Linked DNA regions of Mus musculus: region 1 is linked to region 2. Evidence: chromatin loops called from intact Hi-C (ENCODE). Cell type or tissue: left cerebral cortex. All regions are shown on one strand. Each heading gives the region's core, and the rest is flanking DNA. Links, peaks and the distances in the headings are about the cores only. Region 1 overlaps Gm29185 (a long non-coding RNA gene). Region 2 overlaps 6030407O03Rik (RIKEN cDNA 6030407O03 gene).

Evidence for each region. Hi-C counts contacts between places; a loop is a spot of excess contacts. Peaks named below come from ENCODE experiments on the same cell type or tissue, not always from the same donor. Only the 100,000 strongest peaks of a DNase experiment are listed, where the experiment ranks them.
Region 1: a loop joins it to region 2, with 2.5 times the contacts of the local background. A loop is called at or near these places in 8 of 42 quality-filtered maps.

What each region holds. Positions count from the first base shown.
Region 1 is chr1:73,263,658-73,266,574 of GRCm38, reverse strand. The region is part of intron 1 of Gm29185 (a long non-coding RNA gene); the gene reads right to left. Among named protein-coding and RNA genes, the nearest start is that of Gm31344, 99 kb to the left of the region's middle. In left cerebral cortex, for the core only: no CTCF peak of the experiment used is centred there; a DNase peak (open chromatin) is centred at 1,335.
Region 2 is chr1:73,617,265-73,620,181 of GRCm38, reverse strand. 6030407O03Rik (RIKEN cDNA 6030407O03 gene) reads left to right here. Exons shown (of 9, transcript NR_045311.1): 9 at 1,516-1,801. Among named protein-coding and RNA genes, the nearest start is that of C530043A13Rik, 89 kb to the right of the region's middle. In left cerebral cortex, for the core only: a CTCF peak has its summit at 1,437 (motif pointing right); a DNase peak (open chromatin) is centred at 1,447.

The DNA of each region.
Region 1 (2,917 bases), core at 231-2,730, 350 kb after region 2:
CACATCAGAATGGCATGCTATATGCCATTTATAGCTTGTTTATCACTAATTTACTAATATCACTATTAGCAGTTAATAGGATACTGTGAATAGTAGGTGAAGAAGTTTTTTGGTCGTGAATGGTCTTGTTTCTTTTCAGTGAATTATGTTGCCCTAGGTTCTCTGTGATTTGCAGCCCCCTTTCCTTTCAGAGAGAGAACTGTTCCTGTATGGGGAAACATACATAATATATAGCATTAGTGGTATGCATGGGATATAGCACTAGTGTTATGCAAGGGATGTAACATTACTATTGTTCATGGGATATAACATTACTGTTATGTACTGGGGGGGGGGGAGGGGCTCACATTACCACACCTTCACCTAGAAACAGTATGAGAAAACAGAAGATGAAAATTCCGCATTTAAGTTGAAGTCAATTAGATGAGGAAAACAAGCCAGTGCACTCCTCACTGTGCTGTGGTCAAATGCTTGAGGTATGAAGAAAGCTGAGTACTTAAGAAGCTAGTGTTTACAGCCCAGCCTGGCATGGTGGCTCACACCTTTAATCCCAGCACTCAGGAGGCAGAGGCAGATGGATCTCTGTGAATTTGAGGCCAGCCACAAAGCAAGTTTTGGACAGGACAGCCAGGGAGGCTACACAGGAAAAAAAAAGCCAGAGTTTATCTGATTCACTTGGGTGAGGGCTTCAGAAGAGCTGTGATTCCAGAAGAGCTGTCATTCCAGCAGCAGAGGTATATCTTCTTAGAAGTATCAGAGCAGTATAAAAGATTCAGGAAGGAAGTCTGCTAGGAGCTATCGGGATACTATGGTCAGGACCGATCAGATGACTTCAAGTAGACATCGAGAAGTGGGGAAGGGGATGAGTCGGAGATAGAGGTGGGGACAGGCAGTCTCGACCAGCTTTCCCTGTAACTGGCTATTAGGTTGGGCAGGGCTCCCCTAATGAGTCCTGGGTCTATAATGCTTTCACTCTAAAATGGAGAATGTGGGCTGTTGGGCTCTTTTAACCCACCAACCACCTTCAGTTATGGAATGGGCTTCCAAGTTTGGTGGATGTGGTGCGATCTAGTCTCTAAGTTGTACAGGGTTTAGATAACATAGATGCTTAGGGAAGGAGGTATTGGAGTCTGTGGTGAACTCATCTCCGTGACCTGAGAAAGGGTCACTGAGCACCAGGAGGGTCAGGAAGATGAGTTTAAGAACAAGCTGAGAAAATATGACACCATGGGAGAGTGCTGGGAAAGAGCAGTCACCAGCAAAAACCTCTGGCACCTAATTTCCACTAGTAAACAGCCAACTTGGAAGCAAGCAGCGGCCTTCTGTGCTGAGCTCAAAGCAAGAACTGGCCAGGACAAAGAGGTCCTGGGGTGCAGGGCTGAGAGGAGGAGGTGGAAGGGCCCAGCCTGGCCAGCAGCACTCAGGACTGCAGAATCATGCTGCTTAGTCTCCTTCCCTGCACATAGCCTGACACGTCCTTATCTCTGTCCTGCCTGAATGCCAGGGCTTATGAGGGCAGCGGGTCTGTCGTATTAGGGAGCTACATCACTTACTGGACCAGAGGACCATCATATATATATTTCATATATATATATATATATATATATATATATATATATATATATATATATATATATATATATATAAAATAATCCACACCCTGCCTCACTCACACAGTGTTGGGGGGGGGGGAAGCAAAATAATGTGTAAATGATTTTAAATGTCCAAAAGTGCTCTATGTACTGAAACCATAATCGTTGTCATGCCAAAGCCTCATTAATCATAGCTTTCAAGTTCACTCCTAGGCCACGGTACACTGAAACCTAAAACTAAGAAGACCAGGGTATCTGGTTTCATTATGCTTTCTTACTAATATCCACTAGATATTAGTCCTAACTGGTATTCTTTTGTACATAGTGCAAAAAAACGTTAGGAAATGGAGGCTGGCAAAAGTGGCTCAACAGGTAAAACCCACTTTCCACACAAGCTGATAACCTGAGTTCAATCCGCAGACCTCACTGAGCCCATCCCAAGAGAACTGTGGGCGATAGCACTGAGAATCTGTAATCCTGGAACTCCTGTGGTAAGATGGGAGATGGGGACAGGAGAACCGCCCCAAAGCTGAAGGCACTGGAGTGTGCAACACCACAGAAACAAAAACGACCAGAGACCTTTTTTTAACCACAAGAAAGGTGCATACATACTGCCGCTAGAAAGCTGAGTTCAGAATTCCAACCGATGCCAAAGCACAGATTGTACCCACAGTTTCACACCCAGATCATATAGCTACAGAGAGGGGTTACGGAGGGGGAGAGGGGAAGGGGGAGAGAGGGGGGGGAAGAGGAGGAGGAGGCAGAGGGAGAGAGAAAAGAAATAAAATTTAAAGTTAAAACATGTATCAGAAAGGTACTTAAATGTATATAAAAGATATACTCAGAGCAAGGAGTCACCACATCTGGAATTATGTGTATCTCTATTCACCTTGGATCTGTTGTCTTAAAAATGTCCTCTGAGGTGAAAAAGCTGTCAAGGGCTCTACCCCAGCCTCCCTGTCCTGGGCCTCAATACAACTTTGCTTTCTAGGATGAGGATGCTCTGAAGGTCTCTACCACATGTCATCTCTGAGCATGCCCAGCACCATGAGCGCTTCATGTTTTCAGTAAACTATAGGAAGACTGGGAGAAAGGCAAGCTATGGGAAAATGTGTACATTCCAGGCTTTCCCTTAAGCATCTTGGGTAGTTGAGAAAGTGAGATGTATATAGAGGTGTAAATAGCAAGCCAATCTTCCTGTCATCTCTTGTTCCCAGCAGGTGATTGGTTCATTTGCATAAGACTGAGAACACAGGTCCAGGAGTGGGCTGTGAGGTGGGAAGAGACTGGAGATGCAGGGTGGATTTTCGTGTACATTGTGTAAA
Region 2 (2,917 bases), core at 285-2,784:
GACCACTAGAAACATGGATCTGTTTAACACTGGGCAAGTGCCCTTTCAATGCAAAGCAAATGCATTGCCAAAACTGGTGAAAGACCTTGTGGAATTAATCGTCTGTGGTATTGTGTTTTCAGCCACTCCTTTAGCCACATGAGAACGAAGGATTTAATGTAAATATACATTATTAAGCAAGGATGGTTATAGTGACCCTGAGTGCTTTCACATTTAGCTCTGAAGTTCTCCCGACTCTTTACTGTTTTATTTTAAATTATGGTCTCCTCTAGGAAGGAGATATTTCAGTAGAGTGGGAGTTGTTTTTAAGGTTGGACCCTGAGCTGGGAGGGGCATGGAAAAGAGGGGAGGAGGTCAAAGCCATGGATATCTCCTTGGACTTGGTGAGTATTGGGAGTCTGAAAGGGAACATGCTGACCTTATAAAAGAAATCCAGTGCAGAGGAGTGGCAACTCTTAACTGAACTCTCACTGGTTAAAGGCTGCAAACAGAACCAACAGAGACCCCAGTCTTCTTTAAAAGGCTTGGCATGAGAGTCGATATTTACATTTTCCTGAGACCATGTTAAGACAGGGCATGTTTTCTTTCAATATTTTCTTATCGAGTTATGAATGCAAGCTAATTTCCTTTGTATGCACGAGGTGGAAAGCAGAGGCAAAGATTGTTGAAAACAGAAGACTGGGTTCTGCTGCCTTACCTGAAAGATACAAGTGTTCTTTTACTAAGGGAGAAAATGGGTGTCTGGAGGAGTTAAATGATGGACTCAGGGAGACTTGAAATATTAAGGATAAAACTGGCTGGACACCAAAGGACACAGCTGTAGGCTTTATTAGTTACTAATTCTAAATGTTACTCTTTCTTGTGTTCAAAACAGTTTCAAGAATCCTTTGAATCAAAAATAGACTTCCAGATATTCATTTGCCCCCTTTCCTCTCCCCTCAAAATACATACACTCATATTACAATACAATTAACAGTAACTTCAGATAACATGCAAATAGAAACATGTACTTCAGGTCTCATGGCTTCAGAATGTGTAGGTAGAACTCTGGATAGAAAGCTAAAGAGAGGTATGGAGACATCACCGTACTGTGGCAAAACTTCAGATAAACTGAATCTTGGAAAATGAAGTTTCACACCAGAATGAAAAGTAATATGTTGGGACCTGGTCACCCAAGAGCTCTGGGTTTAGGGTATGGAACAAGAGAACCTGGCTGTGTGTGGAGCTGGACTGTCATATGAGAAAGGCACCAATTATGTGAGAGAGGAGGTCATGTGACAGAGGTGCAGTTGGGGGCTTCTTAGTGAAGAACAATAAAGAAGTGTCCTATCAAACAAAAGCGAATCTCAAAATTGGAAGACTGGCTGCCACCACCCCCTCCACCCTGCCCTAGGTGCCCTCAATAAAAGAAAAGCAACGTTTTCACCCCAGAAGAGGGCACTCTTGAACCAGGAAATGTTTCAGGCACCTAGCTGGACAGCTGTGCTGACATTCATTTGTGTTAAATTCTTACAGGTACACAGAAAATGGCCGTCAGCATCCTTACAGAGTCACTAAGAAGACAAAATTGGAGCATCAAAGCCATCCAGGAAGTGAAAATACTCCAACCTGGGTCACACACAGAAAGCAGGAGAAAACTTTAACATGTATCCTGGCTGAATCAGTGTCTAAAAGCAGCATTTGAAAATATGAAACAAAAACTTTAAATCATTAGTTGCAAAGCTCAGAACAAAAATATCCCACAACATCCTTATATACTCAAGAAAAATGTGCAATAAGAATTGAATAAACTCTGGAAAGCAATAGAAGGAAAAAATAAATAAGATAAATAAAAATAAATGCTATCTTAGTACCCAAAAGACCCCAAATATTATTGGATATGAGGAGCATGAGAGAGGTTAACAGAATGGAGATAAAGCAAAGGTGGGAACAAAAGTCATATGGAGACCACGTGCTAGACATCAGTCCCAGAAGTGTCTAAAGCAGAAAACACACAATGAGAAATAACACGTACCTAAAACTACAGGCTACAGTGAATTTCTATCAGGAAATGAGGATCTGAAGCCCCATCTTTAAGGATTCACAGTACACTTTAAAAAAAAAAAAGCCTGGCATGGTGATGCCCAAGACTGGACTAGGAAATACTAAAAGAGAAACGACAACAGAAACCCAGATCTCCATGGGGGGAAAAAAAAGGACCAAATGTGCTGCAGGGGAAAGAAAATGAAGCTTCTTCATAGTGCATCCCAAAACAAAAGGAAACGAGGATATAAGGAGCTTCCCACATACAGACCCTGGAGAAGGCTGTACTTATGGTCCCTCTGCAGGGCTCAAGACTCTAGGGTAGTCTTCTATTGGGAACAATTTGTTGAATCTAACTAGAGCCCTAACAAAAAACTGACCACTAAAAACTGACCACATGTCTTAGAGTGTTCAGGTTTAAACAAAGCAAAACACTGTCGTCTGAGTAGGTTAAAAGCATGTGAAATGACATTCTCACAGCCATGGAGATGGCTAAGTCCAGACGGAGGTGCTACTGAATCGAATGCATTGTGAGGGTTCCCCTCCTTGGCTGTATCTTTACATGGCGCCAAGCACTAGCTATCTTTCTGGCAGCCTCTTCTATATGGGTAGAGCCTTAGCAACCTAATAATCCTCTAAAGGCTTCCTCCCTGAGTGTTATCACCTTGAGGTTAAGATGCCAACTGAATTTTTCTGGGGCATAAGAATTTGGTAAGTACTGGGAAATATTGTTAGTGAGAAAAAATTGTTTCTAATGCTCCAACCTGAAAATTACCAAATGCAGCATTTCTTTGTCTAACAACCATTGCAAGGAAGCATGAGCAGAAATTGCAGGATTTCTTACGGCAATGACAGAATGAAAAGGTTCCCACCAGAATTTCTGGTGTATAATTAC